3 separate regions of the Homo sapiens genome follow, and regions 2 and 3 are each linked to region 1. Evidence: chromatin loops called from intact Hi-C (ENCODE). Cell type or tissue: HCT116. All regions are shown on one strand. Each heading gives the region's core, and the rest is flanking DNA. Links, peaks and the distances in the headings are about the cores only. Region 1 has its middle 150 kb from the start of LINC02167. Region 2 has its middle 61 kb from the start of LINC02167. Region 3 has its middle 18 kb from the start of LINC02167.

What was found. Hi-C counts contacts between places; a loop is a spot of excess contacts. Peaks named below come from ENCODE experiments on the same cell type or tissue, not always from the same donor. Only the 100,000 strongest peaks of a DNase experiment are listed, where the experiment ranks them.
Region 2: it touches region 1 in a loop (4-fold over the local background); 1 of 110 quality-filtered maps calls a loop at or near these places.
Region 3: a loop joins it to region 1, with 2.4 times the contacts of the local background. A loop is called at or near these places in 1 of 110 quality-filtered maps.

Annotation. Positions count from the first base shown.
Region 1 is chr16:35,594,451-35,605,497 of GRCh38, reverse strand. No RefSeq gene overlaps it. Among named protein-coding and RNA genes, the nearest start is that of LINC02167, 150 kb to the left of the region's middle. In HCT116, for the core only: no CTCF peak of the experiment used is centred there; a DNase peak (open chromatin) is centred at 6,337; H3K4me3 peaks cover 1,317 bases; H3K27ac peaks cover 927 bases.
Region 2 is chr16:35,802,095-35,813,141 of GRCh38, reverse strand. It overlaps the pseudogene HMGN2P41. Among named protein-coding and RNA genes, the nearest start is that of LINC02167, 61 kb to the right of the region's middle. In HCT116, for the core only: a CTCF peak has its summit at 3,910; a DNase peak (open chromatin) is centred at 4,041; H3K27ac peaks cover 1,222 bases.
Region 3 is chr16:35,758,809-35,769,855 of GRCh38, reverse strand. No RefSeq gene overlaps it. Among named protein-coding and RNA genes, the nearest start is that of LINC02167, 18 kb to the right of the region's middle. In HCT116, for the core only: no CTCF peak of the experiment used is centred there; no DNase peak of the experiment used is centred there.

The sequences.
Region 1 (11,047 bases), core at 3,255-8,254:
TGTGTGTTGATTATCTAAATTACTAAAATATTTTATGACCAATGCTTTGTTTGCCAAACATATAATACTGAGAAGACAATCAAAACTTCAGGTACATTTATGCTACCTGATGGGTAATTTAAACATTTATACAGAAATTTTACTCAATTGTCATTTTAACACGTTTTCTGGTTGTATAAATGCTTTCTTAAGCAAGAAGGCTGATGTTATGACAGTAGCTAAAAAGATATTAGAAAATATGTTTTCCTAATGTGACATTTCTGAAAAAAAACTCCAATGATAAAAATTCTTATTTTAGTAGAGAAGTTGTAAAACTGTTAAGTTATTACAGATACAATAGTATTAAGCAAAGCTAACCAAATTGATTGGATTGCTGTTGCAATTTCAGATTAATGACAATCAGATCCACTTAAAGTAGAAAAAATATGTTGACCATTATAAAATTGTAATTGGAAGGCCTATGAATCTAATAATAGAACCTCATGTATCTTCTGGTACCAAAATCAGATATGAATAAATGCAGCAAGCCTTTAATGCTTTATTCCAAAGCTCATTTTTACGAGGTAAAAAAGCTTTTGATGGTCCACTGACTGAAGACAATTAAACTTTATTTTTAATAGAAACCATTGATTGATTCCCCTCTTGCCATCCACCCTGCAGAAAGACTTCAGGACCTTGAATCTTGGGTTATAATTTCTCAACTCAGAAGGGTGCCTCCAAACTTTTGAAATTTTATAGCCATTGGAGAACTTAAGGCAAAGCCAACCAGGAAAGTTTCTCCTCAGAAGGAGATGGTAATCTTGATGTAGACAGCTTTTTTTCACTATATAAAACATCAATATATCTCTGTTTCTATGACACTCTTAGCTCACAGTTATATTCTTGCTTATGGCTCTATAAAAATAGAAATAAAAATGGTTATCTTGTGTTCACTCCAGGGGTATACTTGTATATTTAGAGGTTTTTGCAGCCAATCTTATATATGGATAAACTTATGTTTTGATAGATGAAAGATAAAAGAACAATTTGGATGAGAAATTTTAATGGGATATTTGTTGCTTCATAATATAAGAAACAGAACATTGGTTCATTGTTCTTAAACGACCTTATAAGCTAAAGAGAATTTTTTAAACTGCATTGTCAGGAGGCCTTGACTTTTCTGAATGGGCACTATTTGTTAGGTTTCTTTTCCCGTGGTTTAGAGTAAATTAGACAATAATTAGAAATTTATCTACCATAATAGTCTCTATAGCAGATTTTGCAGTAAAGGGTATGGATACAAAATAGAATTTAAATTTTCTTATTAAAGTTATGCGAAAAAATCAAATTTCTCTAGGTTATTATTTATAATAATAATAATGGTTATTATTTATAATAATAATGGTTATTATTATGAGACCAAGTTCTGCTGTTGTTGCCCAGGCTGGAGTGCAATGGCATGGTCTTGACTCACTGCAACCTCCGCCTCCTGGGTTCAAGCAATTCTCCTGCCTCAGCCTCCCAAGTAGCTGGGGTTACAGGCACCAGCCACAATGTCTGGTCTGGCTAATTTTTGTATTTTTAGTAGAGACAGGGTTTCACCATGTTGGCCAGGCTGGTCTTGAACTCCTGAACTCAGGTGATCTGCCCGCCTTGGCCTTCCAAAGTGCTGGGATTACAGGTGTGAGACATCATGCTTGGCCTCTCTAGATTATTTATTGGATAAACAGAAGTATCTGTTTAGTTGCTAACACTTGTAATACATCAGATATTAATGCTATTTAGTCATAGGAGATTAATGAACAGACTGCTTGATTGAAATGAGTAAATCATTTATCTGGATAATTATTTTGATCTACTTTATTTTATGTGGTTTTGTTCATGGGGACCCTGGTTAAAAAGCATACTACAGCCAGGCTCGGTGGCTCACGTCTGTAATCCCAGCACTTCGGGAGGCTGAGGTGGGTGGATCACTTGAGGTCAGGAGTTCGACGAGACCAGCCTGGCCAACATGGTGAAATGCTGTCTGTACTAAAAATACAAAAAAAAAAATTAACCAGGCCTGGTGGTGTGCACCTGTAATCTCAGCTACTGGGAAGGCTGAGGCAGGAGAATTGCTTGAACCCAGGGGGCAGAGTTTGCAGTGGGTCAAGATTGCACCACTGCACTCCAGCCTGGGCAATGGAGCATAACTCTGTCAAAAAAAAAAAAAAAACAGAAAAAGAAAAAGCATACTCCAAACTCTATTGATATTAACTTCCTGATAGTGAAAATAATGGTCTTCCTGGTGCAATATATTATCTCAAAAGTTATAAATGTGTGCATACATACAGCAGTCTCTAGAATGCCAAATTGTTCTTAACTGAAATGACAAAAACTCAAAACAAAGGCCAGGTTCAGTTGCTCACACCTGTAATCCCAGCACTTTAGGAGGCCGAGAAGGGCAGATCACCTGAGATCGGGAGTTCAAGACCAGCCTGAACAACATGGAGAAACCCCATCTCTATTAAAAATACAAAATTATTCAGGCATGGTGGTGCCTGCCTATAATCCCAGCTACTCAGGAGGCTGATGCAGTAAAACAGCTTGAACCCACGAGGAGGAGTTTACAATGAGCTGAGATGGTGCCATTGCACTCCAGCCTGGGCAACAAGAGCAAAACTCCATCTCAAAAAACAAACAAACAACAAAAAACCCTCAAAGACTATATGAACACTATAACCTATAAATGGCATGATAAGTATAGAAACCCAAAATAATAACTGTGATTGGCAGTAGTGATTTGAGTTTTGGTCACACTCTCATCTAAGTGAGAACTTAACCGAAAGTATTTTTTTTTTTTTTGAGAAGGAGTCTTGCTCTATCACCCTGGCTGGAGTGCAGTGGCACGATCTCTGCACACTGTAACCTCTGCCCCCCAGGTTCAAGCAATTTTCCTGCCTCAGCCTCCCCAGCAGTTGGGATTACAGGCATGCACCACCACACAAGGCTAATTTTTCTATTTTTACTAGAGATGAGATTTCACCACATTGGCCAGGCTAGTCTTGAACTCCTGAACTCAAGTGATCTGCCCACCTTGGCCTCCCAAAGTGCTGGGATTATAGGCATAAGCCACTGCACCTGCAGTAAAATAATGTTTAAATAAAATTATTGGAGTCTATTGTTTTGGACTGAACTTGTACACTAGGAACAGTGTACAACAGATGAGACAAAACAAAACAAAAATGGAATCACTCATGCTAAATGTGACATAATCAAACTGAGAATTTGAGAAAATAGGTAGATTCTAAAAACAACCTGGTTTTGTTTTTCTTTTGTAAACAGCAGATTTTAACATAAAAAGATCTTTTTTACTCTAATTTTTATTAAAAAATAACAACCTGAAGTTCTTGTTCCTATTTTACCAAATCCAAAGTTCTATTTCCCAGTGGAATTTGAGATGAAATAAGTACATTTATCATGGTGATACTGTGATACCAATATCTAAAATTTTGGCATATCTCAAACTTGGATACTTTAGGATGATCAAAATAGGGAAACTGTTAAATTAAGTTTAGCCTAAAGCTACCTCATTTTATGTTTAATTTCTGTCAATAGGGTTTTTTGTACATGGTAATCTAAAACCTAACTGGACGTGTAAACAGTCTATAAATGTTCTTGTGCTAATCATTAAATTTTTGCCAATCAAATGGGGTCAACTCTTCAAACTATATTCAAATTTTAAAAATCTGAGCTGTCATCAATCTGGCTGTTTCTGTGCCTCACTCCCAGTTTCTGTATGTCACCTTGCTTTTTCTGTCCATACATCTTCCAACATGTGGCCATGCTGGAGTCTCTTTGAGTCTACTCGTGATTCACAAGCTGCTCAATTGGCAGATTATTCTTTGCTCAATTAAACTCTGCTAAATTTGGTTTCTTTAGCTTTTTTTTTAGTTTTGTTTTTGTGTTTCCAAAATGCTTCTGCAAATTTTTTGGAGACAGAGTTTCACTCTATCACCCAGGCTAAAGCACAATAATATGACTGATCCCAGCCCACTGCAGCCTCATCCTCCAAAACTCAAGCAATCTTTCAGCCTCAGGCACTTGAGAACCTGGGATTACAGGTATGTGCCACCATGCCCAGCTGATTTGTTGTTGTTGTTGTTGTTGTTGTTTTGTGGAACAGGGTCTCACCATGTTGCACAGGTTAGTCTTGAACTCCTCATATCAAGTGATTCCCTTGTCTCAGACTCCCAATGTGCCATGATTACAGGTGTGAGATGCCTTGTGCTTGTGCAATTATTATTTTTTTTTGAGACAGAGTCTTGCTCTGTCTCCCAGGCTGGAGTGCAATGGTGCAATATCAGCTCACTGCAACCTCTGCCTCCTGTGTTCCAGCCATTCTCCCACCTCAGCCTCCTGAGTAGCTGGAATCACAAGCACATGCCACCACAACTGGTTAATTTTTTGTATTTTTAGTAGAGATGGGGTTTCATCATGTTTCTGCCAGGCTGGTCTCAAACTCCTGACCTCAAATGATCTGCCCGCCTTGGCCTCCCAGAGTGCTGGGATTATAAGTGTGAGCCACCGCACCTGGCCCTCTTCTGCAATTTTTAAGGGGAAATACTTTCTTTTTTTTTTTTTTTTTTTTTTTGAGACGGAGTCTTGCTCTGTCACCCAGGCTGGAGTGCCCACTTCTGCAATTTTCAAGGGGAAATACTTTCTCAATGTTTTTTTTTTTATTTTTTTTTTATGGAGTCTTGCTCTGTCACCCAGGCTGGAGTGCAGTGGCAAAATCTCGGCTCACTGCAACCTCCGTGTAAAAAGTAAAGTAGAGTTTCCTCTTCAAAGACTTTCCTCCCCGTCTAGTTAGGAATAAATAGTAACTTCTCTTAGAAGCAAAATTTATTCAAATACCAGTGCTAACATTTTTAAATATCTGCTAGCCATAATAAAGAAATCAATGTACTTTATGTTCTTAACTCCCAGAATTTAGCCTAAATATTTGCCCTGGCATGCTTATACTGGTCCAAGCAAGCACCAGGTCATAGCCTGTTCCTCTTCCTTATTTAAAAGTGTGTTTACCTTTCTTGGCATCCCACAAGTTACTTCTCCTTCCTTTGTCCTCCTCTGCCTTTGCCTCTTTTAAAAAGTTCTAAGTTGCTAGCCAATTGGGACAAATGCAGAATGTGAGTTTCCATTCCAGCCAATGGAAACTGGACACAGCAGTAGGGTGGACGCATCAGGTTATACATGACCCGGTCTCCTTTGTTCAGTGTGCTCTCATGGCAAAACTGCTAGTCAGTGTACCCTTTCTGCAGGAGGTAAAAATGGCCTTACTAAATAAATTAAATTTATGTTCAAGTGCTATTTCTTTATGGCACTGGGGAACAAGCATTTCAAACAATTTGGTGGCAATCCATATGTCAATACATTCTCCTCCAGGGGAAGTCTCCAGTTCTCTCTCATGACGGAGCACGCTTCCCTACCTCATCGCAGGAGTCCTCGTGGTTGAGAAATTGAGACCCACCCAGTGTGATGAATAAACCTGGACTCTCAGCAATGCAGAAAAAAAGAAAGAAAGAAAGAAACTGGCCAGCAACCTAGCTCAAAGGATCCTCACATACTGTGGGATGACTCTGTGCACAGACCAAGGAAGAAGAAGCCGTGGGAGCCAGTAAAGTATTTCCTTGGTGGTTGGGACTAAGGGAAAAGCCACAGGACAGTAAAGCATTCCTTGGTTAGGACATACCAAGGAGAGAAAAACCACAGGGACAGTAAAGTATCCCTTAGTTGGGATGTCTTGAAGGTTAAAAATAGGTAAGAAACCCCATAAGGGGGGTTGAACCTCAGAAAGGGTGAGAAATCCCCATGAGTGGGGGATTGAACCTCAAAAGGAGGTGAGAAATTCCCAGGGGGGAGTTGAACCTCAGAAAGAGGTGAGAAATCCCCATGCAGGGGTTGGACTTCCAGAAGAGGTGAGAAATCCCCATGGGGGCTGTTGAACCCCAGAAAGAGATGAGAAATCCCCATGAGGGGGGTTGAACCTCAGAAAGAGGTGAGAAATCCCCATGGTGGGGGCTTGAACCTCGCACAAACCTCCAGTAGTAAGATATTCAGAACCGCTTTTCCTTTCTTCTTGGGGAAAGAAAGAGTAGCTCCACTCCTGCCTGTCCCTCCCCTAAGGAAGGAGAAGGAAGGGAAAAACAGCAGCATAGGTGGCTGGCAGAGATAAAGGAAAGACCAGCAGGAAAGAAAAAGAAACTAGGAGACGAAGTCAGAGAGAAAGAAAGCAAAAACAGCAAGCACAGAGCCAAACAGCCAGACAGGCACACCAAGGGTTAAGTCCCTCTTCCCAGCCTGGCTCTATGTGAGAAAGAGGGTGGGGCTGGCACCAGGAGAGAGAGAGAGGAAGTGAAAAGGCATAATTCTTGCAATTTGCAGCAGGCATCTGCCAAGCCTCTAGGCGAGTGACTGCCCAGGGCCCAGAACGCAGCCGCACAAATCCCACCCAGCCCGAGAAACTAAGTGTAAGAAGAAAGGAAAAAAAGTAAAAAGGGGAATTGAAAAGAAAAACAAAAGGAGAAAGAGAAGGCAGCAGGTATACGGGGGCGGGGCCGTGTTGTGGCCCAGCCCCACTTGTGGCAGGAGCAGGAGAACTTGGGAGAAGAAAGGGAAACAGGACGACAAAGAGAGAGGAAAATAGAGTGCAAATGAGAGAGAGAGAAATAGAGGGAAAGAAAAAGAGAGAAACTGGAAGAGACAGAAATCAAAGGAAGACACAGAGGGTGAAACCAGGAAAAGAAATAGTGTAAAAGGAAGGCAGATAGTTAAGACATGTTGAAGATTCTCTATGAAAGTCATAAGAAAAGCTATAAAAGGGAATTTATACAAGAAATATTGTATAATTTAAAATTAATTAGGCCTCCTGAATGTAAAATTATTTTAAAAATAGTTTATGTACAAGGTATGTAAGAAAAATATACTCTTAATAACAGGATTATAAGGAGGAATAAAAATACCAATTTTTACCTACACTGAAGATTTAAAAAATTTGTTTTATAAGTTTAAGCAAGTTTTAAAATGTTAATTGTAAAAGAAATTCTGTGTGTAAACATATTGGCTAAAGTTAAAAAGGGTATCATTCAGTTTTTCTGTGAACTGAACATTAAAATTAAAGCACAATGTATTTTTCTTGAAGCATTAGCCTGCTCTTTACCAAAAATTATAGAAAGTTAAAAAGAGTCTATAAAAGTCTTACCTTATAGTCAGACATTAAAATTGGATAAATAACATCTGCAAGATTTTATTATAATTAAGTTTAACATTAATAGCACATTAATATAAAGATAAAATTTAACTTATCTAGTATAAAATCATACAAACAACATTGTCAAATATAAAATGGTGTTTAGCTTTCTTAAGGCCCAAAGGCAGCCAGGTAAGTCACAAGGCCCCTCATCCTTAAGTTTACAGTTTGCAGGGTCGGTGAAGGCCACAAGAAGGCCAAGACATTAAGAGGGGGCAGAGTTGCAGCATCCCCTGGCTGGCGCTAAGCAGGAATGGAGCAGGAGTCGTTACCATGAGGCCTCAAGCCCCAGGATATGCAGCAGAAATTATATACTTAATTTATCTTCACTTTCCCTTCCCTCGAAACTAAAAGTCTTTTAGCACAGGTACCACACCTAGAATTTCCAGTACACCAGCACCAGCCTGAAAATGACGTCTTCATCAAAAGATAGAAAGAAAAAACTCAAGCCAGCCTCGGAAGAACCCTATTTTATGCTGTTAACCACTAATACTGCTGTCTGCACAGCCCAGAAAAAAGAAAATAGATCCACCATACTCAAGTCAGGAAAACATCTTCCTCTCAGAATCATGGGTTACTGTACTAAGATCAAGCCCTACTAAGTGAATGTTAAAGAAAGATTAACTTTCATATACCTTCTATATTGCTTCCTTTCCTTTCCTTATTCTGTTGTTATCTCCTTTGTTATTAATGTAACTAAGTCTGACTCACCTCAGACTATTGCCTTTAATACTTGCTCTGTCATACCTTGGGGAAATGTAAATGATCAAAAATGGCTACGCTTTTCACACAAATATTTATGTCCCAGCCCTCTAATTGACACAGTTACCCCTAGCACACATTCGTTATAATGACCTGCAGCCAAGAGGTCGATTTTCGGCTCCTACCACCTGGCAACCTTGTAGTAAACGGGACTACATCCTTCAAACTACCCAGGAGCAAAATTGGACGTCCACTAAAAGGTTTGTGCAGATCTAAAACCCCTCATCTGTTTCACTAAAAGGAGTACCCCTTCTAACTGTCAGCCTTATCAATATAACCCTGTCCTCTTTATCAGCACCTCCACCTTAACTAACTCTAGACCTGCCTTTAGTTGATTCTATGGTATAAGGATTGACATAAATAAAAAATACCCCCCAGGTATTTTTAAAATATGCATTATTCCCCCATCTTCCCCTTCTTCAGTAGCCTCAGATCTAGATCCCACACTGGTTGCTCCTACATCTAATAAAACTAGGGTGTATATTATAAAAATAAGAGATCTAAAATAGACCTTAGCCATCAAGACAAAATATCAAGATACAAATAAATGCCTGGCTGAAATGGACTAAATCCATTCACACTTTAAATAAAAGCGATTACTATGCTTGTATGCACGGTAGGCAAGCAGCCCAGATTATCCCCTTTCCACTCGGATAATCTCCTCGTCAACCAGATATGGACTCTATGGGACTCTATGGTGGCTCTTTTTCAAAATCCCACTGCTTGAGATAATCCAACATACTGAGCTCTCTCTGCTATTTCCTGAAATACAACACCCTGTGTGTCAGCCGCCTAGGTCAGTCCAGCTTGCACTTCTAAATGCCAAGTTTACTTCATGCCTCTCACAGCAGGAGGAAAATTTAGTGTTCCTTGGAAGCATTAAAGGATGCAAGGAGCTCAAGCCTTCCCAAGATCTTGCCCATCAGTCCATGCTTAGCCATCCCCAAACAAATGTATGGTGGTACTGTACAAGACCTTTACTGTATATTCTGCCAAATAATTGGAGCAGTACTTGTGCTCTAATCCAATTGGCTATCCCCTTTACCCTAGCATTTCATCAATCTAAAAAGGTAAAAACAAAACACTTGCAGGCCAACAAAAACTCCTTATGAATCCTTTAATCCTCAGGTTTACATAAATGCTATTAAGGTCCTGTGAGAAATGCCAGATAAGATTAAAGCACAAAATCAAATAGATTTGATTTTGCAGAATTCAAAACCACATTATTTGGGTAAGTAACTATAAAAAAAAGTAGGCTAAATAAACTCTATCTCTTACCATTAACAACAATTCATAAATTACACTGAGGATGCCATCAAAGAGATAGCTAAGCAATTAGAATCTACTGGCCAGAAGGCCTAGAAAAATAAAATAGCTTTCAATATACTATTAGCAGAAAAGGGAGATATTTGTGTCATAATTGAAACTCAATATTGGAACCTCTGCCGAAAGAATTGATTCCTCAGCAGTGTCATGAAAGCAAACCAGTTAATGTTGATGAAGCTACAAAATTAATGGCTCAGTTGTAACACAGTAGTAATGTGTCTAATTCCCCACAAATACCAATAAATTAAATGTTTTATACAAAACTCAATATTGTACCTATGTTCCTGATAATACTGACCCTGATAGAACTATAACAAAAGAGCTACAAAGGTTAACAGCCCTATCCGATAAACTTGCCAAAAATTCTAAAATAAATAACCCCTTTTCTAAAATATTAAAACATTAGTTCAGTGAATAAAAAGGAATTTTACCTTCAATTCTCACCTTGTTCACTATTGTTATTGGTGTACTTATTCTTGTAGACTGTTATGTTATTCCCTACCTTCAAAGTTTTATATAAAAACTTGTCTCTGCCACTCTTACAGAGTTAACTCCTAACTCTCCACCACCTAGTTCAAAAAAAATTACTTATCTTAGAAGGACAAAAAAAGTAATTAAGTCAAAACATATTAAACAAGTTTGAAGATGAATTATGAAATAAAAAGAGAAGGAATATTGTAAAAAGTAAAGTAGAGTTTCCTCTTTAAAGACTTTCCTCCCCATCTAGTTAGGAATAAATAGTAACTTCTCTTAGAAGCAAAATTTATTCAAAGACCAGTGCTAACATTCTTAAATATCTGCTAGCCATAATAAAGAAATCAATGTACTTTATGTTCTTAGCTCCCACATTTTAGCCTGAATATCTGCCCTGGCATGCTTATACTGGTCCAAGCAAGCATTAGGTCATAGCCTGTTCCTCTTCCTTATTTAAAAGTGTTTTTACCTTTCTCAGCATTCCACAACTTACTTCTCCTTCCTTTGTTCTCCTCTGCCTTTGCCTCTTTTAAAAAGTTCTAAGTTGCTAGCCAATCGGGACAAATACAGAATGTGAGTTTCCATTCCAGCCAATGGAAACTGGACACTGCAGTAGGGTGGATGCGTCAGGTTATAAATGACCCTGTCTCCTTTGTTAAGTGTACTCTCGTGGTAAAACTGCTGACAAGTGTACCCTTTCTGCAGGAAGTAAAAATGACCTTACTAAATAAATTAAATTTATGTTCAAGTGCTATTTCTTTATGGCACTGGGGAACAAGAATTTCAAACACTCTTTCTTCCAGGTTCAAGTGATTCTCATGCCTCATCCTCCTCAGTAGCTGGGATTACAGGCTCGTGCCACCATGCTCAGCTAATTTTTGTTTTTCTAGTAAAGACAGAGTTTCACCATGTTGGTCAGGCTGGTCTTGAACTCCTGATATCTTGATCTGCCCACCTCAGCCTCCCAAAGTGCTGGGATTACAGGCATGAGCCACCACATCCAGTTCAATGTTAAACAGTACTATATGGGCCCATATCTAGAAGGAATCTAGCTTGTATTGTAGAAGTGTCACTCTTCACGACTAAAAAGGTCTAGGCCAGCTAATTGAGTGGTGTGATCATGAAGGTACATGAGCTATAAAGTAAGACAGAGATGATACTGAGTCTTAGCTTCACCAATTAGCAGTTGTGGGTCTTTGGACAAGTTCTTTGACTTGG
Region 2 (11,047 bases), core at 2,026-7,025, 210 kb before region 1:
TAAAATATTTAGCCTTAAGTGGATTTAAATTTTGGATGGTAAATTTCTTTTGGACAAAGAAGCTGAAACATCTCTGATGTTTATATAGAGGATAGAAGGGAAGTCAGCCCTGCTTACCTCTCCATGCCTCCAGGGTCGAATTTACTTCTCCTGAGCTCAGCGCACTCCACTCAGACCTGCTGAGAAGTGGAACCAGAGGAAGAAGCCAAGGCTGTTCACCATTTGAAGGACAAGATATAATGATATCTAACCTCCCCATTGGTTTTCCTTAAACCCTTTCTCTCCTTATGTAGGAATTGAGTGATGTTGCTCTGCCTGTGTAAATCATCAACCTCCAATCACCTTCTCCATCTGCATTCAGATTTATCCATAGTGTATCTTCCTGGAGTCTCCAGATCAAATGAAGTGATTCTTTCTGAGCCTACGTGGGGTACTTATTAATAGTTGTAACTTCCCAAGCTGAGAAGCTGAATCTGTAATACAGGTGTCTGAGTAAACCAAGGTCTTTCTACCCACCATATGGGTCTGTTTCCTTGGCTGGGAATTAGGTCTGTTGAGAAGTGAGGAGTGAGAAGAGTGACAGTTAATTTAGGTATAATTTCTTCAATTTATGTTTTCCTCATTATGATTACTATGAAAAAAAGAGACTCCAGGCATTTGTTAAAAATAACTGCCTCACAAAGCTAGTCTCTTTTTCAGCAGAAACTGCACACCTGTGGAAGTACAATGGTTGTAGGATGGAGTTTCATGAGGTTCACACAGATGCCCTGAGGAGAAGGTGACCACATTAACATGGAGTGCAGAGTGTATCAGGGAGGCTGGGCCCACTTCTTCACCGGGAGTGACCCTTTCTTTCTCAGTGGGCCCTCTGTGTTCTTGTCACCATCAAGTGTCTGAGTGTTTTGACATCTTAGGAGCCTCCAGCTTGAAAGAAGAAATGGGCTGGATCTCCAGTGTGAGTCATACTAGGGAGCCATTGTGGAATAAGTGAGAGTATGTGTGGGAGGGACACTGCAGTAAAAAGAATAAACCCTAGCAAAATGCAAACACTCCTGGTAATGAAAGGAAGTAAGAACAATATAAAGAATTTTCTCAGATATTTCTACAAACATGTGCAAACTGATTTTGCTCCTGGCCCAGTCTGGGGTTAGACAGCATGGGTGGAGGAAGGGAGGAGGTCCAGACCCCTGGAGGTTGGGCCTGCAGGTCACTCAAGAGGGAAATCCTTGGGTCAGAGCTCTGAGAGATGCCTTGGTAGTGTCTGGACAGGAGGCCTTCACTGACCATCTGTAGGCCCTGGTTGTGTAGCACCCCCTCATCCACATTCACCCTGAGTCAGCACTGGCCCTTGGTAACTGCATGATGCATCTGCCGCTGACCAGAAGAGAGAGAAATGGCCCTGTTGAACATGTTTGGCCAAGCTCCCACATGAAACTCTGCAAAGACAGGGAGTGGTAGCCATTCCTGGAAGCATCAGCACCTTGCCTGGCTGTCATTGCTACTGCTACTGTTCAGACTTCACCCAGGAGGAAATGAGCTCAGAGTGCAAGGGCTCTGGATGAACATCAAGGTAGATGGGCACCACCCCAGCACTCACTTTTCACCCTGCCAGCCGTGACCTGGGGTGTGAACATCACAGGCAGCCCAGGTTTCTACCTTCCCAACAATCTCCTCCTGTCCAGGGTATGTCAATTTCTCATGCCCCCACTCTCCCACTTCCCTGCCTTCACACCCAGTGTGTGGCTGCCCCAGTGGGATCAGAGTGGTAGCTTTGTCTAGCTTGGCCTACCCTGGGCTGCCCCATGTTACTTTAGAGTCCTTCCAGGAAAATGCCTGAAGTTAGGTGTAAGGGCTGAGCAAACATTTGCAGAGTCAGAAAAGCCTCACACTCTAGGGTGTTCTAAGGCCTGAGCTGCAGGAAGTCAGGATACTGCAGAAGAACATTTGGCCATCTCAGATATCACTGAACAGGTGAGCTGGGTGGTGGGGAGTGGGGGGCTGCCTCTAGAATGTGTTTTTTTTGGATACTAGGGTTCTAAGTTCTCTTGGGGTTTATTGTCAAGTGAGATCACTTCTTTGGGTCCTCTTACCTGGACTTCCTCCTCAGATGAGACTTCCCCAAGAACCCCTCCCTGTTGCTGACTGCTCACCATCCACCCACATTCCATGTTACACCTGCACACCGTCACAACAATACAGCCCATTCTGCAGCCCCTGGGCAAAGCTTGGGTGCAGCCAGGGCCTCGTTTTGAGGAGGCAGAGCTTGGCTTGGACCTAGATTCTTCTTTCCAATTCTGTGACTCTGGACAAGTCATTGTGCCTCTTAGGAACTCTCTAGTCTCCCAACCTGCTCATTCTAGCATCTGCTTCCTAGGGATGGCATCAGGTGTATGTACCTACAAATACCTGCAATACCTATGCAACCCGTGGGCTGGCATCACATTTGCCAATGTACATAGTTAAAGATGGAAAAAATTACAAAAAAAGTTTGACTTACCATAGAATATAACATATTCTGGGTTCTGATTTGTGATGCTGGGAAAGTCACTTTTCCTCTTAGCATGGTATCTTAGTATGCACCATGTGAAGGTTGAAATTAACTGAAATTCAGATATCACCTTTCCGGCATAAAGCCTTCCAATGCCTTCCCATTATATTTAGAATATGGCCTAAGCGTTTTATCCCAGCTTCTGTGGTGAGTGGCCCCCACAGTGGCTCTCAGCCATCCCCACTTCCTTGTCTACAAATCCTTGTGCAATCCCCTGTCTTCAAAAGTAGATTAAATTCAGTGACTTGCTAATTGAGCTTAGTGATGTAACTTCCAAAATAGGATAATGAAAAGCATGTGACTTCTGTTCAGCTCCCTCTCTCCGGTTGTGTTCATGTTTACATTCTCTGTCTCTCCCTCTTCCTTTCCCTCTCCTTCCCTTTATCTCTCATTTCTCACTATTGGGAAATAAGGTCAGATATATTGAGCTGACCTGTGGAGAGAACTCAGTGGCAAAAAAATTGACAGAGGCCCCAGCCCTTAGAAAAAAATTAAAAACTTAGACCCTCGGTGTAAACAGATTTATTTCAATAATTTATAAATGGTCTCATAAATGGATCCTGCCCAGTTGGACCTCCGTTGATACCACAGCCCCAGCCACCTGAGAAATCTTGAGCCAGTTACACCCAGCTGAAACCTGCCTGAACCAAATCCACAGAAACTGTGACATAGTAAATGTTTTTTTAGGCTACTAAGATTGGGGTAATGCTGTCTTACAGTGATATATAAGGTACCCAATACAGTCTTCCAGGCCTTGTGGCCTGGTGCTAACCTCTCCCTCTCTCCCCCTCTCCCCTCCTTTTCTCCTGACCTCTCTCCAGCCACCCTGGCTGCCTTTCCAACCTATACTCTGGCCACATTCTCTTCTGACACTGAGTGTGTGCACTTTGAAGACTCAGACGTGTGCAGGCTGGCTCCTCTTGTCTTTCTGGTCACAGCAAAAATGTCACCTCAGCAGGGCCTTTCAGACCCGCACACCTAGTGGTCCCCAGCCTCCTCACAGCAACTGCTTTATTTTGCTGTAGTGCTTGCTCTTCTCTTTCACATGTATTAGCTTTCGTGCACTTGCCCATCTCCACTCAGACCATGAGCTCCTGCGGGACAGGGACCATGTTTGACATTTTCAGTACTGCAGCCAGGCCTAACACAGCCTTACACAGGGTGAGTGCTCAGGGCACAGTTGCTGAATGAAAAAATGAGATTATCTTGGAGACTTATACCCACCTCCAAGCAGCACACATTGTGGAGACGGATGCTAGTAATAGGAGGTGCAAGACAGATGGGAGTCAAGGAAAGAGTGGCAAGATCTCTTCCCTAGCTCCAGTTGTCAACTGAGCACAGTAGACACAGTTCTTCCCCTGGTGTTCACAGCTAGCACTGCAGCCCCAGAGAGGAAAACCAGACACGAAACTCTCACCTTTTTTGGTGTCCTCAGGGAACTGACTCTCTCGTAGCCGAAGGAAGTAAATGAGGGGAACCCACAGGCTCGAGGGCAATCTGAAGGACCTCAGAAGCCTCCCTTAGGTTCTCAGTCTCTCAAACCCCCAGGGTGGTCTCTACTCCAAGGGACCTCCAGGAAGTAGAAACCATTTTTTTAATGACTCAGAGTAAAGTGAGTCACTGATCAAACACTAGGGTCAAAAGACACTTTCTGGCCGGGCGCGGTGGCTCACGCCTGTAATCCCAGCACTCTGGGAGGCCGAGGCAGGCAGATCACGAGGTCAGGAGATTAAGACCATGCTGGCTAACATGGTGAAATCCCATCTCCACTAAAATTCCAAAAAAAAAAAAAAAAAAAAAGCCAGGCGGGCGCCTGTCGTCCCAGCTACTCGGGAGGCTGAGACAGAAGAATGGCGTCAACACAGGAGGCGGAGCTTGCAGTGAGCTAAGATCGTGCCACTGCACTCCAGCCTGGGCAACAGAACAAGACTCCGTCTCAAAAAAAAAAAAAAAATACTCTTTCTGAGGCTGTGTGTAACCCTTGAGGTCGCCCAAGCTAAGCACTCCAGAACATACAGGGAAATTTGAGACCTCCTCTTCTATAGGCCCATCCTCATTAATATCTCATCTTAGCTTCAAGTGCCCAATGTGGTGGACCCAGAACCCAGGATGCCAGAAATTATACTTTTGAGGCTGCCCTAGGGAGGGTCTCAGTCAGGCAGATGCCTAGGAATAAATGGAATTATAAAGTGTGTAACTTTTTTTATTGTCTTTTTTTACTCAGTATAATTTCCTAGAGACGTTAACATTTTTGTGTGTTTCAAAGCTTGTTCTTTCTTATATTGCTCAGTGGGTCTCCATGGTATGAATGTGCCACACTCTGTGTAACTGTTTACCCATCCAAAGACATATCTGTTGTTTCCAGTTTTTGGCAATTATCAGCAAAGCTGCTGTGAAAATTCATATATGGATTTTTGTGTGAATAAATGTTTTGTTACTCTGAGAAATATGCAGGACTGCAATTGCTGGTCACGGAGTAGTTGCATATTTAATTTTATTAGAAACTGCCTAACTGCTCTCCGTAGTGGCTGTATTATTTAACACTCCCATCATCAAAGAATGAATGATCCAGTCTCCACTTCTCCTCTACATTTGGTTTTATCATTACTACTATTTTTATCCTAGCCACTCTGCTGAGTGTGTATTGATGTTTCATTTGTGTTTTAATACCTACTTATTTAATGATTAACTATGTTGAACATCATTTACTGTGTTTATATGACATCTGCATATTATCTTAAGTGTAATGTCTATGTATGTTTTATGCCCATTTTCTTTGCTTAAAGAATTTTATTTAGCTATAATTCGCTTATCAAATAATGTACCCATTTAAAGTATATAATCCAATGATTTTAGTTTGTGCACAGTTGTGCAGCCATCACCACAGTCAATTATAGAACATCCATATATGAATTTTCACAGCAGCTTTGCTTATAATTGCCAAAAACTGGAAACAACAGATATGTCTTTGGATGGGTAAACAGTTACACAGAGTGTGGCACATTCATACCATGGAGACCACTGAGCAATATAAGAAAGAACAAGCTTTGAAACACACAAAAATGTTAACGTCTCTAGGAAATTATACTGAGTAAAAAAAGACAATAAAAAAAGTTACACACTTTATAATTCCATTTATTCCTAGGCATCTGCCTGACTGAGACCCTCCCTAGGGCAACCTCAAAAGTATAAGTTCTGGCATCCTGGGTTCTGGATCCACCACACTGGGCACTTGAAGCTAAGATGAGATATTAATGAGGATGGGCCTATAGAAGAGGAGACCTCAAATTTCCCTGTATGTTCTGGAGTGCTTAGCTTGGGCGACCTCAAGGGTTACACACAGCCTCAGACTACAGTCACTCTTTGACTGGAAAAGAATGTTGCTAACTGTACACATGATGGTTTTATGTTATTTGCTAATTCTAGGATGCAAAGCTGGAATAAGAGCAATGACTGCCACACCTGACAGACCTGTCGCTGAACACATCTGCACTCTCCAATCCAAAAGACCTGATGCAGAAAACAAAAAAGGGGAGATGTGGTGGTTTAGTCAGGCTGGTTGGAAAAAAAAATTAGTTATAATAGCCACAAACCCTCTTGGAAGGCATGAGATTTTGCATAACTTTGGTAATAAATCTGGCTGAAGGCAGCCTAGTCCCCTACATTTCATTAAATAAATTAGAGTAGAAACAAAGAAATGTGAGGAAGTTATCTAACTATCTTGTTTAGTCATGTAGTCCTAAGATTAACTTTTGATCTGCCATGGGTGCTTAATTGCTTTCTACTTGGAAGGTTGGCAATGTCAATTACCCTCTAGTGGTGTTGACTCAAGCCTTTGTCAATTAGTCTTGACTGAATAAATGCGAGTCTCACTGGCTGGTTGGGGCCATGGTCACAACTGTTTACAGCATTCTCCTGGGAGTCTGTAAGCGGTCCGGATGCTCAGTCGAATTGGCAAAACAGAATATCTCTGTGTTAGTGTACTTAATTCTTCCATTGTTGAGTCAGGGTCTGCAGGCAGACCCCTTCAGAGGAGTTACAATTCAAGATAAGATTTGGGTGGGTATACAACCAAACCATGTCACCAGGAAACTGTCCTCTTTTCTTGCACTTGTCATCTGCTGTCAAAAAAATATGTAAAATAAATTGAATAAAAAAGAGAAAAAATAGAATGGGAGAAAGTAATTGGAAATACTTTCTTTAAGAAAAAACAAGAACCACTTATTTTATTGGATATGTGCACATATGTAATAAAGGCCAGTATTCATAATATTAACAAAACTCTAAAAATTCACCAGAGGAAAACAAAGGAAATAATTAGGAAATAAGCAATAGATTGCCTTAGGCTGGGGAGTTTGAGGGGCAGAAAAAAAGGTGGGGAAGGTGGTGAAAGAAATGAGCAATAACTGCTGATGAATATGAAGTTAATTTTTGAGTAATTAGAATGTTCTAATTTTTACAAAATGTAAAAAAAAAATCTATCCAGAGTGCTGAAATGCTAAAGGTTATTGGAACCCAATTGAGCCTGAAGGATAGAGCCCTGTGGGGACTTTTGACACACAAGTGGGCTCCTTTTTTGTTGCACAAGGGCGGGGGAGCCTTATCCAGATCGAAACCACAGGGTGGTGGCTGAAAATGTGACTATCTCCTCCCTTTTCTTGTAAAAATCTTATAAATTAGGTAACAAATGTGGAGTAATGTCTTCAGGAAGAATATCTCTCATATATTTAAAATTCACCTGTTAAACTGGAAGAGCCTCTTTCTCTGTCCCAATTATTTTTTATTAAGGTATAAATTGGTTTATCAAGTAGTTGATATTTGACTTTTGATAACATGTTAGAACCTGGGAGTTTATATAATATGTACAATAAGCATTGGTCAATCAAATGCATTTCTTAGGCAGCTATTATTTACTTGTATAAAATCAGAGCTAGAAAGAGGAGCATAATATTGCCTTTAAGGAGCCAACATACTTGTAGAGATTCATTCACAAGTTTTTATTCAGCAGCTTTAAGTGCGTTACACCAAGCAAGTGATGAAGAAACTATCTCTTTAGTTTTATTTGTTGAATGGTGGAGATAAGTATAGAGGAGTGCACTCAATCCAGTGTGGGAAGGAGGTAGGTTAGGTGGTGGGAAGTGGAGGTGAAGGCGAGGCTTTGTAAAAGAAGTGTTGACTGAAGGAGGAGATGGCAGAAGTTAGCTGGGTAAGTAAGGAAGAAGGAGAGGCAGACCTTTAGATGCCTGGCACTGACAAAGATAGCAGAATGCACATTTCAGCCATGAGCACAAGGAAATTTGTGTGGCAAAAACAGCACTTTTTCTTACTTTGAAAATTTGGGTGGAGGGAATAAACTCCTGGATGTTGGGGCCAAACAAATTAGAAAGCACATTTTACTCACTTTTATATTGTCTGGAACATAAACTTTAATTGAGATTTCAGATGAAAAAATTCAATGATTTCCAGAAAATATTCTGTAGAACACAGTTTGCTCAAAATATTAATAAATACCAGTTGATGAATGGGTTCTAAGGTCAAATAAGTTCAGAATATTTAAATCACTATTGTGAGTCTTAAGAGAGTGAAAGCCCACAGTTTTCCAGGGGCTTTAGGCAGATTTTATTTGACCGTCTTGAGAAACCAGTAATTAGAGAACACCTTTGGAAGTGCTGTGTCAGCGTCCATGTGGCAGGAATGCTTCCTGGCTAGTCTAACAGACCTGAGTCTCACTGAAGGGTCTCTGCTCCCCTGAGAGCCCAACACAAGCTGGAGACAGGCTGTCAGGAGGTGGCTGCATATGTGTTAATAATGGGAAGACTTAAAATGGGGTGTGAAATAAGTCATTCAATTGAAAGACCTTCAACAAAAAAAAGCCATGGTTTCTGTCTTAGTGAGAAGGCTTGTGGCTTGTGGTAGTTTTGTGTTCTAAGCACAGGCTGCCTGGGACCTAGCTAGCTTTTGACAGCAGATGACAAGTGCAAGAAAAGAGGACAGTTTCCTGGTGACATGGTTTGGTTGTATACCCACCCAAATCTTATCTTGAATTGTAACTCCTCTGAAGGGGTCTGCCTGCAGACCCTGACTCAACAATGGAAGAATTAAGTACACTAACACAGAGATATTCTGTTTTGCCAATTCGACTGAGCATCCGGACCGCTTACAGACTCCCAGGAGAATGCTGTAAACAGTTGTGACCATGGCCCCAACCAGCCAGTGAGACTCGCATTTATTCAGTCAAGACTAATTGACAAAGGCTTGAGTCAACACCACTAGAGGGTAATTGACATTGCCAACCTTCCAAGTAGAAAGCAATTAAGCACCCATGGCAGATCAAAAGTTAATCTTAGGACTACATGACTAAACAAGATAGTTAGATAACTTCCTCACATTTCTTTGTTTCTACTCTAATTTATTTAATGAAATGTAGGGGACTAGGCTGCCTTCAGCCAGATTTATTACCAAAGTTATGCAAAATCTCATGCCTTCCAAGAGGGTTTGTGGCTATTATAACTAATTTTTTTTTCCAACCAGCCTGACTAAACCACCACATCTCCCCTTTTTTGTTTTCTGCATCAGGTCTTTTGGATTGGAGAGTGCAGATGTGTTCAGCGACAGGTCTGTCAGGTGTGGCAGTCATTGCTCTTATTCCAGCTTTGCATCCTAGAATTAGCAAATAATATAAAACCATCATGTGTACAGTTAGCAACATTCTTTTCCAGTCAAAGAGTGACTGTAGTGTTATTTGGCATCTCAGTTTATTGTATGCCATTAATGAGGAACTCCATTATGTTAATTTTTTTTAGTTAAACAGTCACGTTGTTAGAAGATGAGAAGGGGGTGTTTTTTAAAGTAACAGGGCAGAAAAAAGGCGGACTTAAGAAATGAGCTTAATAGAGTGTAGCAGGTACCAGTTGCAGACAAAGTGGGAGAATTAAAAAGGATTAAAATTTCTGGCTCAACCTTTTGCTTCTTTATATTGTGTGTCTTCTGCAGAAGCAGCATTGCCTGGGGCTGCTGGTCCTATAGTAGGGTCTTTTTTAGGCTGGTTTGAGTTTTTTTTTTCTTTCCATCCTTTAATGAGGACGTAGTCTCCAGGCTGGTGCTGGTGTACTGGAAATTCTAGGGGTGGTGCCTGTGCTAAGACACCTTTTATAATCTTTCTAAAGAGCAGGTTAGTGCTTTAAGAAAAACCTGCTGTGATTTATTTTAATGTCTAGTTTACAGAAAAACTGGATGAAACTTCTTTAACTTTAGCCAATATGTTTACACACAGAATTTTTTTTACAATTAACATTTTAAAACTTGCTTAGAGTGTGAAAAAGAAGAGGCGAGAAAGACCCCCCGACAGACCAAAGCCCGTGTGCCGCTGCATCCTGCATCCAGCACCTACCTCCCGCCACTGTCGCCACTGCCACCATGCCCAAGAGAAAGGCTGAAGGGGATGCTAAGGGAGATAAAGCCAAGGTGAAGGATGAACCACAGAGAAGATCCGCAAGGTTGTCTGCTAAACCTCCTCCTCCAAAGCCAGACAGCCCAAGCCTAGAAAGGCCCCTGCAAAGAAGGGAGAGAAGGTACCCAAAGGGAAAAAGGGAAAAGCTGATGCTGGCACAGAGGGGAATAACCTTGCAGAATATGGAGATGCCAAAAAGACCAGGCACACAAAGCTGAAGGTGCTGGAGATGCCAAGGGAAGTGTGTGCATTTTTGATAACTGTGTACTTCTGGTGACTGTACAGTTTGAAATACTATTTTTTATCAAGTTTTATAAAAATGCAGAATTTTGTTTTACCTTTTTTTTAAAGCTATGTTAGTACACAGAACACTTCATTGTTGCTTTTGGGGGAAGGGGCATATGTCACTAACAGAAGGTCTCCAAAGCTGCATTGATGTGGAGAAAACACCTTTCCCTTCTAGTTTTGAGAGACTTCCTCTTGGCTCCCAGGAGGAGGGATTCCCTGACTTTGACACACATGGCCACCTTGGCACAAAAGCCTTGTGGTATAGAAAAACAAATTTGTTTTTATGTCCTCTTCTCCCTTTCCATCTTTCAGCATAGACTTAACTCCCTTAAGCCCAGACATCTGTTGGGACCTGACCCCTAGTCATTGGTTACCAGTGTGTCAGGCAATCTGGACTTTCCAGTGATGCCACTGAGATGGCACCTGTCAAAAGAGTAGTGGTTCCATTTCTAGATTGTAGATCTTCAGATAAATTCTGCCATTTTCATTTCACTTCCTGAAAGTCAGGGTCGGCTTCTAAAAATTTGTTAAACAATATGCTAAATGTGAAATGTCACCCCTCACTCTAAACTTTCCCCGTTCAGAGCATCAGATGAAGACTTCATTGGGTTTTATAGTGGCTTTCTGATTTTTGGTAGTCCATTGAAGAAGGGAGTTTGAAAGTTGTTGTATACTGTTAACGATTATCTGCCCATGTCCTGCCTGAAATACCGTGATTGTTTATGGAAAGTATCTTTAATAAAGCTGGATATAGTTTGGCT
Region 3 (11,047 bases), core at 2,168-7,167, 170 kb before region 1:
AAAGATTATCTGTGAAAATGCTATGTGATGAGTGGATTCATCTCAAAAGTTAAGTCTTGGTTTTGATTCATCAGAATGGTAACCCTCTTATTGTAGAATCTATGAAGGGACATTTCGGAGCCCATTGAGCTTATAGCAGAAATCTAAATATCTCAGGATAAAAACTAGAAACTAGCTATCTGTGAAAATGCTTTATGATGTGTGGATTCATCTAATAAAGTCATACCTTGGTTTTGATTCAGCAGGTTGGGAACACTCTATTTGTAGAATCTATGAATGGACATTCAAAAGCCCATTGAGGCCAATAGTAAAATAAAACAAATATCACATGATAAAAACAAGAAACAAGCTACCTGTGAAAATGCTTTGCAATGTGTGGACTCATCTCAAATTGTTAAATTTTGATTTTGATTAAGGAGTTTGGAAACACTCTTTTAGTAGAATATATGAAAGGACATTTCAAAGGCCTTTGAGGCTTTAGTAAAAACCTGAATATCCCATGATAAAAAGAAGAAATAACCTATCTATGAAAATGCTTTATGATGCGTGGGTTCATCTCACGGAGTTAAACCTTAGTTTTGATTCAGCAGATTGGAAACCATCTTTCTGTAGAATCTATGAAAGGACATTTCAGAGCCCCTTGAGACCTGTAGTAAAAAAAAACTGAATATCCCACGATAAAAACTATAAACAAACTATGTGGGAAAATACATTACGATGTGTGAATTCATCTCACAGACTAAACCCTTTCTTTAAGCAGGTTAGAAACACTCTTTTTGTAGAACCTATGAAGGGACATTTCAGAGCCCATTGTGGCCTATAGTGAAAAAACAAATATTTCTCGATAAACGCAGTAAAAAAAAACTATCTGTGAAAGTGCATTTTAATGTGTGGACTTATCTCATGGAGTTAAACCTTCATTTCTGATCAGCTGGTTGGAAACACTTTTTTTGTAAACTCTACAAAGTGACATTTTGGAGCCCATTGAGACCAACAGTAAAAAACCAATTATCTGTGATAAAAACTAGAAATAAGCTATCAGTGAAAATGCTATGTGATTTGTTACATTCATCTCACAGAAGTAAACATTTATTTTGATTCACGAGGTTTGAAACATTCTTTTTGTAGAATTTACGAAGGGACATTTTGAAGTCCTTTGAGGCCTATAGTGAAAAAAAGAATATCCCACAATTAAAACTAGAAACAAGCTATCTGTGAAAATGCTTTGCAATGTGTAAATTCATTACACAGAGTTAAACTTTTATTTTGATGCAGCAAGGTGGAAATTCTCTTTTTGAAGTATATATGAAAGGGTATTTTGAAGCCCTTTAAAACCTATAGTGAGAAAATATCCCATGATAAAAACTAGAAACAAGCTATTTCTCAAAATGCTTCATGATGTGTGGATTCAATTTGCATTGCTAAACTTTTTTTTGATTCAGCAGGTTGGAAACACTTTTTTTGTAGAATCTACAATGGGACTTTTTGGATCCCACTGAGGCTTACCGTGAAACTCTGAATATCCCAGGATAAAAACTAGAAAGAAGCTATCTTTGAAACTGCTTTGTGATGTGTGGATTCATCTCACAGAGTTATAGCTTTCTTTTGATTCAGTAGGTTGAAAACACTACTTTTATAGAATCTACAAAGGGACATTTCACGCACATTGAGGCCTATTGTGAAAAAAGAAATATCCCACAAAAAAACTAAACACACCCTCTGTGAAAATGCTTTGCAATCTGTGGATTCATCTCATAGAGTTAAACCTTTCTTTTGATTCTGCAGGATGTAAACACTTTTTGTAAAATCTACAAAGGGACATTTCAGAGCACATTGGCAACAAGAGAAAAATAACAAATGTCCCATGATAAAAACTAGAAACAAGCTATTCAGGAAAACGTTTTAGGATGTGTCTATTCATATCACAGAGTTAAACATTTGCTTTGGTTCAGCAAGTTGGAAACACTTTTTGTATCTTCTGTGAAGGGACATTTTGGAGCCCATTCTGGCCAACAGTGAAAAAATGAATATCCCACAATAAAAACTAGAAACAATCTTTCTGTGAAAATGCTTTGTGATGTGTGGATTCATCTCACTGAGTTAAACCTTAGTTTTGATTGAGCAGATTAGAAACACTTTTCTTGTAGAATTTACAAAGGGACATTTTGAAGCCTGTTGAGGCTTATGGGGAAAAACTGAATATGCTGTGATAAAAACTAGAAACAAGCTATCTGCCAAAATGCTTTGTGATCTCACAGAGTTAAACATTTATTTTTATTCAGCAGGTTGGAAAACCTCTCTTTGTAGAAACTACGAAGTTATATTTTGGAGATCATTAAGGCCTATAGTGAAAAAATGAATATCCTGTGCTAAAAACTGGAAACAAGCTATTTGTCAAAATGCTTTGCAATGTGTGGATTTGATTTGCAGACATAAATCTTTGTTTTGATTCAGCAGGTTGGAAGCACTCCTTTTGTAGAATACATAAAGTAACATTCCAAAGCCTATTGAAGCCATATGTAACAAACCTGTACATTGTGTACATGTACCCTAGAACTTAAAGTGTAATTTTAAAAAAACCGAATAGCCCACAATAAAAACCAGAAACAAGATATCTGTGAAAAAAAAATGTAATCTGTGGATTCACCTCATAAATTTAACCTCTATTTGGATTCAACAAGTTGGAAACCCTCTTCTTGTAGAATCTACAAAAAGACATTTGGGAGCCTATAGAGGACTACAAGGAAAAACTGAATATCTCACAATAAAAACTATAAACAAGCCATCTGTGAAAATGCTTTGCAATCTGTAAATTCATCTCACAGAGTTAAACATTTGTTTTGGTTCAGTAGGTTGTAAACACTAATTTGTAGAATCTATGGAGGGAAATTTTGGAGCCCATTGAGGCCTATAGTTAAAAACGGAATGTCCCGCGATAAAGCTAGGAACAAGCTGTCTGTGAAAATGCTTTGTAATGTGTGGATTCATCTTACAGAGTTCAACCTGTGTTTTGATTTAGCAGGTTTGAACCACTCTTTTGGTAAAATCTATTAAAAAACATTTTCGAGCCCATCAAGGCAGATAGTGAAAAACCAAATATCACATGATAAATACTGGAAAGTGGTTATCAGTGAAAATGCTATATGATGAGTGGATTCTTCTCACAAAGTGAAAACTTGGTTTTGATTCATCAGGTTGGAAAAACTCTTATTGTAGAATCTACAAAGGGACATTTTACAGCCCATTGAGTCCTATAATGAAAAACTGAATATCCCATGACAAAAACTAGAAAAAAGCTATCTGTGAAAATGCTTTGTGATGTGTGGATTCATCTCATAGAGTAAAGCTTTGCCTTGATTCAGCAGGCTGAAAATACTCTTTTTGTAGAATTTACAAAGGGCCATTGTGAAGCCCATTGAGGCCTATAGTGACATTTTGAAGATGTTGAGCATACAGTGAAAATCAGATTATCCCACAATAAAAACTAGAAACTAGCTATCTATGAAAATCCTTTGAAATGTGTGGATTAATCTAATGAAGTCATACCTCTGTTTTCATTCAGCAGGTAGAAAACTCTAAATTTATAAAATCTACAAAAAGACATTGTGTATCCCATTGAGGCCTATAGTAAAAAAACTGAGTATCACATGATAAAAACAAAAGACAAGCTATCTGTGAAAGCACTTTGTGATGTGTGGACTCACCTCAAAGTGTTAAATTTTAGTTTTGGTTCAAGAGGTTGGAAACACATTTTTAAGTGTCTACAAAAGGACATTTCAATGCCCCTTGAGGCTCATAATGAAAAACAGAATATCCCACGATAAAAAGAAGAAACAAGCTAGCTACGAAAATGCTTTGTGATGTGTGGATTCATTTCATGGAATTAAACCTTAGTTTTGATTCAGCAGGTTGCAAACCATCTTTTTGTAGAACCTATGAAGGGACATTTTGGAGCACATTGAGGCCTGTAGGAAAAAAACAAATATCCTGCGATAAAAAACTAGGAACAAGCTATGTGCAAAAATGCATTGTGATTTGTGAATTCATCTCACAGAGTGAAGCCTTTGTTTTGATTCAGCAGGTTAGAAACACTCTTTTTGTAGAATCTACGAAGGGACATTTGGAGCCCATTGTGGCCTATAGTGAAAAAAAAAAAAAAACAAATATTTCCTGATAAACACTATAAACAAGCTATCTTTGAAAATGCTTTGCAATGTGTGGATTCATTTCACTGAGCCAAACCTCTGTTTAGGTTCAGCATGTTGGAAACACTGTTTTTGTATAATCTATGAAGGGACATTTCAGAGCTTATTGAGGCCAACAGTGAAAAACTGAATATTCCGTGATAAAAACTGGAAACAAGCTATCTGTTAAACTGCTTTGTGATTTGTGCATTCATCTCACAGAAGTAAACTTTTGCTTCGATTCAGCAAGTTGGAAACACTCTTTTTGTAGAATTTACAAAGGGCCACTGTGAAGCCCATTGAGGCCTATAGTGAAAAACAGAATATCCCATGATTAAAACTAGAAACAAGCTATCTGTGAAAATGCTTCATGATATGTAAATTCATCACACAGATTTAAACTTTTATTTTGATTCAGCAAGTTGGAAACACTCTTTTTGTAGAATATATGAAGGGACATTTCGAAGCTCTTTGAAACACATAGCGAGAAACAAAATATACTGTGATAAAAACTAGAAACAAGCTATTTCTCAAAATGCTTCACTATGTGTGTATTCAATTTGCAGAACTAAACTTTTGTTTGATTTAGCAGGTTGTAAATACTTTTTTTGTAGAATCTATGAAGGGACATTTCAAAGCTTATTGAGACTGACAGTGAAAAACTGAATATCCCACAATAAAAACTAGAAACAACCTATTTGTGAAAATGCTTTGTGATGTGTGCATTCATCTGACAGAGTTAAACCTTAGTTTATATTCAGAAAATTGGAATCGCTCTTTTTGTAGAATCCACAATGGGACATTTTGGAGTCCATTGAGACCTATAGTGAAAACCCAAATATACCACACTAAAAACTAGAAACGAGCTATCTGTGAAAATGCTTTTTGATCTGTGGATTCATTTCAGAGTTAAACCTTGGCTTTCATTCAGCAGGTTAGAATCCTTCTTGTTTAATAATCTATGAAGAGACATTTCATATCTCTTTGAGGCTTGTAGTGAACAACTGAATAACCAGCCATAAAAACTAGAAACAATCTATCTGTAAAAATGCTTTGCAATCTGTGGATTCATTTTATAAAGTCAAATCATTTTTTTTTTTCCAGATGAAGCCTTACTCTTGTCCTTCAGGCTGGAGTGCAATGGCACAATGTCAGCTTGCTGCAACCTCCACCTCCTGAGTTCAAGCAATTATCCTGCCTCAGCCTCCTGAGTAGCTGGGATTACAGGTGTCTGACACCACGCCCTACTAATTTTTGTATTTTAAGTGGAGATGGTGTTTCACCATGTTGGCCAGACTGGTCTCAAACTCCTGACTTCAGGTGATCTGCCCACCTCAGCCTCCCAAAATGCTGGGATTACAGGCATGAGCCACTGTGCCCAGTCTTTGCTTTTTATTCAGCAGGGTGGAAACCCTCTTTCTGTAGAATATATGAAGGAGCAACTCAGAGCCCATTAAGGGCTATAGTGAAAATTGAATATCCTGCAACAAAAACTAGAAACAAACTGTCTCTCAAAATGGTTTGGATGTGTGCATTCATCTCACAGAGTTAAATATTTGTTTCTATTCAGCAGGTTAAAAACGCTCTTTTTGTAGAATCTACAAAGAAATATTTTGGAGCCCATTGAGTCCAATAGTGAAAAATCGAATAACCCATGACAAAAAATAGAAACAATCTATCTGTGAAAATGCTTTGTGATGTGTGGATTCATCTAATAAAGTCACACCTTGGTTTTTATTCAGCAGGGTGGAAACCCTCTTTTTGTAGAATCTACAAAGGGACACTTTGGAACCCCTTGAGGCCTACAGTGAAAAACCAAATAGCCTGCGATATAAACAACAAACAAGCTGTCTCTGAGAATGCTTTGTCATATGTGTTTTCATCTCATGGAGTAAAATTTTAGTTTTGATTCACCAGGTTGGAAATCCTCTTTTTGTAGAATCTACAAATGTATATTTCAGAGCACATTGAAGCCTATAGTGAACAACTCAATATCCTGTGAAAAAAACTAGAAGCAAGCTATCTATGAAGATGTTTTGCAAAATGTAGATTTATCTAAAAGAGTTAAATGTTTATTTTCATTCATCTGGTTGGAATTACTATTTTTATGAAAACTATGTAGGGACCAAATATTCCATGATAAAACCTAGAAACAAGTTATCTGTGAAAATACTTTGTGATGTGTGGATTCACCTCATAGAGTTAAACCATTGTTTTGATTCAGCAGGATGAAAACACTTTTTATGAAGAATCTACAAAAGGGTCAATTGAGGCCTATAGTGAATAACTGAATAACTGTGTGATAAAAACTAGAAACAAACGATCTTCAAAAATGGTTTATGATGTGTGGATTTATCTCACACTGTTAAAACTTTGTTTTGGTACAGCAGATTAAAAACACTTTTTGTAGAATCTACAAGGTAACATTTCACAGCCAAATGAAGCCTATAGTGAAAAACTGAATATCCAATGATAAAAACTAGAAATAAGATACATGTGAAAACACCTTGTGATGTATAGATTCATCAGAGAGTTAAAGCATTATTGTTATTCAGCAAGTTGGAAACACTCTATTTGTAGGATATACGAAAAGACATTTTGGACCCCTTGAGTCCTGTAGTGAAAAACCAAATATCCCATAATAAAAACTAGAAACAACCTATTAGACAAAATGCTTTGTGATGTGTGGACTCAATTTGCACAGCTAAACCTTTGTTTTGATCCAGCAGGATGAAAACAATCTTGTTGAATCTACGTAAGGACATTTCTGAGCCCATTGATGTCTATAATTAAAAACAAAATATCTCACATAAAAACTAGAAACAAGCTATCTGTGAAAATGCTTTTCGATGTGTGGATTCATCTCACAGAGTTAAGCCTTTGTTTTGTTTCAGCAGACTGGAATCACACTTCTTTTAGAATCTGCGAAGGGACATTTTGGAGCCCAATGAGGCCTGTAGGGAAAAACTGAATATTCCACTATTACAACTAGAAAGAAGCTGTGTGTGAAAATGCTTTGTGATCTGTGAATTCATCTCACAGAGTTAAACCTTTTTTTTTTTTTTTTGATGCAGCAAGAGGGGAAAACTCTGTTTGTAAAATCTATGAGGTGACATTTAAGAGCCTAATGAAGCCAATAGTGAAAAACCAAATGTCTCATGATAAAAACTAGGTAAAAGCTATCTGTGAAAATGCTTCGTGATGTGTGGATTCATCCCACAAAGTTAAAGCTCTCTTTTGATTCAGCAGGATGGAAACACTCTTTTTGAAGAATTTACTAAGGGACTTTTCAGAGCCAATTGAGGCCAATAGTGAAAAACCAAAAAACCCACGATAAAAACTAGAAACAAGCTATCTGTGAAAATGCTTTGCCATGTGTGGATTCATCTCATGAAGTTAAACCTTTATTTTGTTTCAGCAGGGTAAAAACAGTCTTTTTGTAGAATCTACAAAGTGACGTTTCAGAGCCTAATGAAGCCTATAGTGAAAAACTGAATATCCCTGATAAATACTAGAAACAACCTATCTGTGAAAAGCCTTTGTGATGTGTAGATTCATCACATAGAGTTAAACCTTTATTTTGATTCAGCAAGTTGGAAACACTTTTTTTTTAGAATATATGAAAAGAGATTTTGGACCCCATTGAGTCCTATAGTGAAAAACCAAATTTCCCATTTTAAAACTAGAAACAAGCTATTTATAAAATTTCTTTGTGATGTTTGAATTCAATTGGCAGAGCTAAACTTTTTTTAAATTCAGGATGTTGGAAATACTCTTTTTGTAGAATCTACGAAGGAATATTTTAAGCCCATTGTGGCCAGTAGTGAAAAATCGAATATTCTGCAATAAAAATTAGAAGCAAGCTATCTGTGAAAATGCTTTGCAATGTGTCGATTCATCTCCCAGAGTTAAATACTTATTTTCATTTAGCAGATTAGAAGCACTCTTTGTGTGGAATCTATGAAGGGATATTTTTGAAACCATTGCAAGCTATATTGTAAAACCAAATATTCCATGATAAAAACTAGAAACATACTATCTGTGAAAGTGCTTAGCAATATGTAGATTCATATCACAGAGTGAAACCTTTGTTTTGTTTCAGTAGAATGAAAATACTATTTTTGTAAAATCTACAAAGGGACATTTCAGAGCACATTTATACATTTTGAGAAAAAATGAATATCCTGCAATAAAAACTGGAAAGAAGCTATCTGTGAAAATGCTTTGTGATCTGTGAATTCATCTCACAGAGTTAAACATGTTTTTTTATGCAACATAATAAAAATACTGTTTTTGTAAAATCTGCAAAGGGACATTTCAGAGCACATTGACACCTATAGAGAAAAACCAAATATCCCATGATAAAAACTACAAACACGTTATCCATAAAACTGCTTTGTTATGTAAGGATTCATCTCACTGAGTTAAATTTAGCAGGTTTTGATTCAGCAGGTTTGAAACCATCTTTTTATAGAATCTACAAAGGAAGACTTCATAGCCCCTTGAGGCATATAGTGAAAAACAGAATATCTCATGATAAAAACTAGAAAGAAGCTATCTTTGAAAATGCTTTGGGATGCATGCATTTATCACACAGAGCTAAACGTTGGTTTTGATTCACCCTATTGGAAAGACTCTTTATATAAAATCTGCAAAGGGATATTTCAGAGCTGATTGAGGCCAGTAGTGAAAAATCGAATATCACGTGTTGAAAAACTAGAAACAAGCTATCTGTGAAAATGCTTTTCAATGTGTGGATTCATTGCACAGTGTTCAATATTGATTTTCATTCAGCAGGTTGCAAACACTGCTTTTGTAGAATTTACAAAGGGACATTTGGGAGCACATTGAGGCCAATAGTGAAAAATAAAATATCACACCTTAAAAACGAGAAAAAAGCTATGTGTGAAAATACATTGCAATGTGTGGTTTCATCAGCAGAGTTCAAATTTTATTTTGCTTCAGCCAGTTGGAAAAACTCTTCTTGTAAAATCTATGAAAGGACATTTTGGAGCCCATTGAAGCTGATGGTGTAAAACTGAATACACCATGATAATCACTAGAAACAAGATATCTGTGAAAATGCTTTGCGCTGTGTGGATTCATCTCACAGAGTTAAACCTTTCTTTTTATTCAGTAGGTTGGAAACACTCTCTGTGTACAATCTATGAAGGAACATTGTAGAGCCCATTGAGGCCTAGAGTGAAAATCCAAACATCCCACAATAAATACTAGAAACAAGCTATCTGTGAAAATGCTTTGTGATGTATGTATTCATCTCACTGAATTAAACCTTAGTTTTGATTTAGCAGTTTGGAAATACTATTTTTGTAGAATCTACAAAGGGGCATTTCAAAGCCCATTGAGGCTTATAGTGAAAAACTTAATATCCTGCAATAAAAATTAGAAATAAGGTTTCTGTGAAAGTGCTTTGTGATGTCTCGATTCATCTCACAGAGTTAAATGATTATTTTCATTCAGCAGGTTGGAAGTGCTCTTTTTGTGAAATCTATGAAGGGACATTTCAGAGCCCATAGAGGCCTATATTGAAAATCCAATTATCCTGCAATAAAAACTGGAAACAAGCTATCTTTGAAAATGCTTTGTGATGTTTGTATTCATCTCACCGAATTAAACTTTTGCTGTGGTTCAGTGGATTGGAAATACTCTTTTTGTAGAATCTACGTAAAGACATTTCGGAGCCAATGGAGGTCTGTAGTGAAAAAGGGAATATCTTCTGATAAAAACTAAAAACAACCTATCTGTGAAAATGCTTTGTGATGTGTGGATTCATCTTGCAGAGGTAAAACTTTGTTTTCATCAAGCAGTTTGGAAATACATAATTCTTTTTGGAGAATACATAAAGGGACATTTCAGAGACCATTGAGGCCTATGCTGAAAAACGAAATATCCCATGATAAAAACTAGAAAGAAACTATTTGTTAAAATGCTGTGAATTGTGTGCATTCAATTCCCAGAGCTAAGCCTTTGTTTTGATTCAAAAGGTTGGAAACACTCTTCTTGTAGAATCTACAAAAGGACATTTCAAAACCCTTGGGTTTGACAGTTAAAAACCAAATATCCCGTGATAAAAACTAGAAACAACCTATCTGTGAAAATGCTTTGTGATGTGTGGATTCATCCCACAGAATTAAATATTGGTTCTGATTCAGCAGATTGGAAACCCTCTTTTTGTAGAATCTATGAAGGGACACTTCAAATCCCATTGAGGCTTATAGTGAGAAACTGAATATCCCATGATAAAAATTAGAAACAAGCTATCTGTTAAAATGCTTTATGATTTGTGGATTCATCTCATATAGTTAAACCATTGTTTTGATTCAGCAGTTTGGAAACACTTTTTGTAGAATTATGAAGGGACATTTCAGAGACCTTTGATGGCTATAGTGAAAAACTGAATATACTGTGAGGAAAACTAGAAACAACTTATCTGTTAAAATTCTTAGTGATGTATGGTATAATGTCACAGAGCTACACCTTTGTTTTGATTCAGCAGGTTTAAAACACTCTTTTTTGTAGAATCTATGAAGGGACATTCCAGAGACCATGGAAGCAAACAGAAAAAAATCAAATATCCTGCGATGTAAACTAGAAAAATGTTATCTGTGAAAATGATTTGTGATGTGTGGATTTGTCTCACAGAGTTTAACCTTTGTTTTAATTCAGAAAATTTGAAACACTGTTTTTCTGGAATCTACAAAGGGACATTTCAGAGCCCATTGAGGCATATAGTGAAAAACTTAATGTCCCGTGATAAAAATTAGAAACAAACTATCTGTGAAAATGCTTTGTGATGTGTGGATTCATCTCATACAGTTAAACTTTTGTTTTGATTCAGCAGG